2 separate regions of the Homo sapiens genome follow, and region 2 is linked to region 1. A link is an interaction called in ENCODE POLR2A ChIA-PET data of the cell type or tissue named here. Cell type or tissue: IMR-90. All regions are shown on one strand.

The links. ChIA-PET counts read pairs that join two places held together with the same protein. Peaks named below come from ENCODE experiments on the same cell type or tissue, not always from the same donor. Only the 100,000 strongest peaks of a DNase experiment are listed, where the experiment ranks them.
Region 2: POLR2A ChIA-PET joins it to region 1 with 8 read pairs; 3 of 35 experiments call an interaction of 5 or more read pairs at or near these places.

What each region holds. Positions count from the first base shown.
Region 1 is chr1:158,018,281-158,020,780 of GRCh38, reverse strand. The region is part of intron 1 of KIRREL1 (kirre like nephrin family adhesion molecule 1); the gene reads right to left. Among named protein-coding and RNA genes, the nearest start is that of KIRREL1-IT1, 6.0 kb to the left of the region's middle. RefSeq lists enhancers at 928-1,222, 759-1,444. In IMR-90, a CTCF peak has its summit at 1,223; a DNase peak (open chromatin) is centred at 1,090; H3K27ac peaks cover 2,457 bases.
Region 2 is chr1:158,101,072-158,103,571 of GRCh38, reverse strand. No RefSeq gene overlaps it. Among named protein-coding and RNA genes, the nearest start is that of SMIM42, 26 kb to the left of the region's middle. In IMR-90, no CTCF peak of the experiment used is centred here; a DNase peak (open chromatin) is centred at 1,411.

The sequences.
Region 1 (2,500 bases):
TAATATTTAAAAACTGTTTGCATTCTCTGAGCACATATTACGTGATAGTACCAGGAGCTGAGCTGGAAGAGAAACTAGACTTTGAGTTAAACATTAATTATAGGGATCTACCAAGTGGATAATCCACACTCAAATAACTGGGATATTCACTCAACGGCTTTTTTTTTTTTTTTTTTTTTTGATTTACTGTATGGCAGTCATTCTGCTCTATGCTGGGGAAAAGAGGCAAGAGACGGAAGTTACAGATATAAACAAATCATAGTCCCTATCCACAAGTAGCATTATAGTCTAGTGCAGGAGCTTAACAACCCACTATGATTAAAACAGAATGTATGATCTTTTGGAATTTCAAAGCAATTTGCTTTGGAAGCCCCCCAAAAATAATAGTTCATTCTTTGGGGGGAGTTGAGAAGACTACCTTAAGAAAGTGGCATGGGGGGTGCATCTTGAAGGCAAATCCAGATCTCAGAGAGTAAAGGATGGGAAGTGGGGTCATTGGGACTGATGCAGCAGTGTTAGCTAGGTATGGAGGTGAGAAAATGTATGGGCTATCCAGGGAACATCATCTTCCCGGAGGTGATGACTGGGATATCCTGACCAGGTGCTCTGGGAGGAGAGCTCAGAAAGAGAGAGACCTGACTGGTTTCACCCTTAGAGCAAAAGGAAATTCTGTCCACCCCAAGACCCCTTCCAATGTGCTCCCTGCACAGCCATCATTTATTTCAGCAAGACAGTTCTTGCTCCTAAAGCAACTTCCTTTCCACTGGCTATTCTGAAGAACTAAAAAAATTCACCCTGGGAAAAATGCTTATCCCGGGCCACAGCAGTCTATTTTTGACTTCAAACTTACTCAATTCAGGACTAATTTCTCTGGGATTCCCAGACTTGGGACTTTCTTTACCGGGGTCGGGGGTGTTATGCTTGGGGCCTCTCTCATAGCCATCAGCCCCTCCAAACCCTTCTGATTTGCTGCAGCTTTAAAATTGCAAGGGAAAAAAAGATGGAGAGAAGGCAGTTCTCTGCCTCTCCTGCCTCTTTCTCTTGCTCTGCGGTTAAGCTCAGCAATGATCCTACAAGCCTGGAATTTGAGGAATTTCCTGCCCCGTGCTCCCTGGAAGAGCTGAGAGAGACCTAGCAATTAGGCCTGGAGTTTCCACTCCTGCCTCCCTCCACCCAAGTTAAGTGCCCTGAGTGAAAGCCTCAGTCTAAGGGGGTCAGTGTGGAGCTCAGCCTGGGATGTGTCTGTGGCCTTAACTTTCAGCCCAAATGCGACCCCCATATAGTCACCCCAACAGCCATGCCCTCCTACCTCCCCCTCTCAATCACCCAAAGAGTATCTGCCAAAATGCTCCAAATCCTTTCGTTTGCCCATCTTAGAGTGTAGTAATGATACTAGTACAGGACATAACAGAGTTAATTCCTTCCAGAATCCATCTGGTCCTTCTGAAATTGTCTGAGAATAATTCAATGCCTTTTTTTTCCACCTTCCCTTCCTCTAACATCACAGGAGCAGAGCTATGCCTCAGCTCTTTATTCCTTCTCCTCCAGTCTGCTCCTCTCTCTTGTCCCTTCTCCCTTTTCTTGCCTTTGTCCACATGTTCATCATGACAATGCACTGACTTATTCGATTTGTGCCCTTGTTCCGTGTCCGCTATAGGCTGAGGGTCTTAGATCTGCTCCTTGAGCACATTTCTGTCTTGGGAATTTCTAGAGGGCAGAGTGGAGGCTCTGGACCTCTATTTACTTGGTTCAAGCCAGAGAAACGGGAACAGGAATAGGGAAGTAGGGAAGGTGTTCCCAAGTCATCCGAATGAACCTTATGTAACTTCTTTGCTGCAGCAACTGCAACAGCAGAAGCAAATTTCTCCTCCTAATTATGTTTTGTTCAGGCTAATAATAAAATTGGTTCATCTTCTCTCGTAGCACATCAATCGATGGCTGGATACCAGGTACTGGGGCAAAAAGCAGCCTGGGATTTAAACGCTTGCCACAAATGGTTCTCAAACTGGCCCATCGACCCTCATCAGATGGCCTCCAGGGAAGGAGGCCCCCTCTTTACCCTTCCCCTCTTTTTCCAGGGCTCCTCCTTGTCTGGGTGTCCAGCTTTATGTTTGCTTCCTCATTCTAGCAGTCCCATTCTTGACACCCTTTCAATAATGCCCCATGCTACTTTTTGCTTTCGCCCTTCCTCCAATCAAGGGACATCTCTGAGTCTTTTCTCCTCAAAGTCCTAGAGCAGCTGACCAATTAGAACCTTGCTTCCCTACAGGCCACACTGCATTCCCAGGTTGGCACCATCTCACGCTCTGATGCCTCCTGGCTCCATGGCCATGCTATGAGCTGCCTCCTACCTGCCCACAGGTCTCTCCCGGGGCTTCACCAGCTTCACCATCACCAGCCCTCTACATCAGTTCCCACAGCCCTTCCCCTGCCCCCTGACTCTGCCTACTCCCTGCTTCATTCCCTTTCTGGGAAGTATTAGGCTGGGACCTGTGGTGTG
Region 2 (2,500 bases), 83 kb before region 1:
CCTTGGGCAAACGGAGACATCTTTCCTGATGTCTCTAAGGAAGAGGCAAAGGAGGGAAAGGGACAGATGGCCACTGCTTCCCTTTCTCTAGGCTAACAAAAGCTCACCTTTACTGGGTATTCACTTGCTAAGAACTCTGCTAAGCATTTTCCATGGGATAGTAACTATTACTAGTCCACTTCACAGAGGAGAAAAGAGACATGCAGAGAGGTAAAGTAACTCACCCAAGGAGCAAATGGAGAAGGCAGGGTTTTAGCACTACCTGTACTAATCAGGATAGGATATACTGTGTTGCAGTAACAAACAACCACAAAATTTCAATATCTTAACAAAGATTCATTTCTCCCTCAAACTACATATTCACCATGGGTTGGCTAAAGGGCTCGGGACCCAGCCAGACAGATTCCACTATGACAAAGCCATACCATTTGGAATAAATGGGCTCCTGTCGCTAGGGCAGAGGAAGACAATGCTGGAGGATCTCACACGAGCAATTAAATGCTTTGGTCTGGAAGTGACATGCCACTTCTGTTTATAGTCAGCTTGGCCTTGTCTAACAGCCAGGGAACTCAGAGAATTCAATATGAATAAGTACTGGTCATGTCTATCGGCTTGGTAGACCGACTTGAAGGTCCATGCTTTTAATCACCATGCTATACTACTTTATCAAGCATGAACTCTGTCAGGCCTCTGAGCCCAAGCCAAGCCATCGCATCCCCTGTAACTTGCACGTATACATCCAGATGGCCTGAAGTAACTGAAGATCAACAAAAGAAGTAAAAATAGCCTTAACTGCTGACATTCCACCATTGTGATTTGTTTCTGCCCCACCCTAACTGATCAATGTACTTTGTAATCTCCCCCACCCTTAAGAAGGTACTTTTTAATCTCCCCCACCCTTAAGAAGGTTCTTTGTAATTCTCCCCACCCTTGAGAATGTACTTTGTGAGATCCACCCCTGCCCGCAAAACATTGCTCTTAACTTCACTGCCTATCCCAAAACCTGTAAGAACTAATGATAATCCACCACCCTTTGCTGACTCTCTTTTAGGACTCAGCCTGCCTGCACCCAGGTGAAATAAACAGCCATGTTGCTCACACAAAGCCTGTTTAGTGGTCTCTTCACACAGATGCACATGAAAAACTCCCCTAGGATAAATTCCTTTTATGTATTGTGTTTATGGTTTGCTTCTCCTCCCTCTTTCCTTCCCTCCATACCTGCATTCCTCCAGCACATGCTGAGAAACTACATGCACTCTGTTGGGTGATGGATACTAAAATAAATGATACATGCTCTCTGCCTCTCAGTGACCTTCTTTTAGGAGGAAAGTGCTAATGTGTCATACACAACATCCTGTTATCAAAGCAGAAGGGCTATAAATGAGATGAGATCAGTGACATAATAGCTAACCCACGAGACTTCCAGAGAGGAATAGAAGGTGAGTAATGAGTCAGGCAAGGCTTCCTGTAGGAGATGGCCTTTGGGCTGGGCCTTGAAGATAAGTAAAACTTAGAAATGGGAAAGTAAAGGGACTCCAGGCAGAGAAAAGAGCTTGGACAAAAGCACAGAGGGAGGAAAGTTCAGGGGCATACCACAAACAAGGCATAATTCCATTTAACTGTGTTGAAATGTAGGGTAAGTGAAAGGGAGGGTTGTGAAGTAAGTGAAAGATGTGGGGTCATCTCATGGAGAAATTTGAACTCACACAGGAGTGTGTTTATGCCTGGGCCAATAGCTCCTGTTGTGACACAAATGCCTCACAATGAGGGGGTGGCTTTTACAACTTTGCAAAGCCAGATGATAAAGGGGCTGTGTCATTATTACTTATCCTCAGGCTGGAGGTGACTTAGAGGGGCTGGGGCTCCCATCACAGAAAGAGGCCTAATACACAGGGACAAAGTCCTGTGGCCTTTCTTGTGGCTGAGAGTTGGTTTAGGCCCTTGGGGCCTTATGTAGTGCCCTATACAGACTCGTCCCAAAGAACCTGCTGGCCCTGTGCTGGGGTCTGGGGATGTGGAGATGAATAAATGTATCCCAGGTGGACACATAACATAGGAAGCGCCCCAGCACCACTTGGCCTAATAGTATTCACCTGTGCCTCCACATTTGCACAACTTTGCTTCCTCTCCTGGTCTTTTTTCCCTACTCTTTTCTGTTTGCTTTTGTATTCTATCAATGCCATTTTTACCTATGCCAGTGCAACTTACCTCAATGCAGCCTCCAAATATACCTGTACGTCGGCCTCTCATTCCCATCTGGATTGGATTCACCTTGGGCTACCTATAGGTTCTTGGTCCTGGCTACATGCCTCCAAACCCCAGGCCCCATGGCACCTTGCACCCTTCCTCAGCTGCAGCTCCTGTGCCGTGACTTCTAGCCCTCTTGGAAATGGGTTGCATTATTTCGAAAGTATTTTTTCAGCTCTTACATCCTGTCTTCCTCTCTGACTATGTTGGGTGTCCCTTGTGTACAAAAAAGGCTACGGTAAACTGTCTTGAG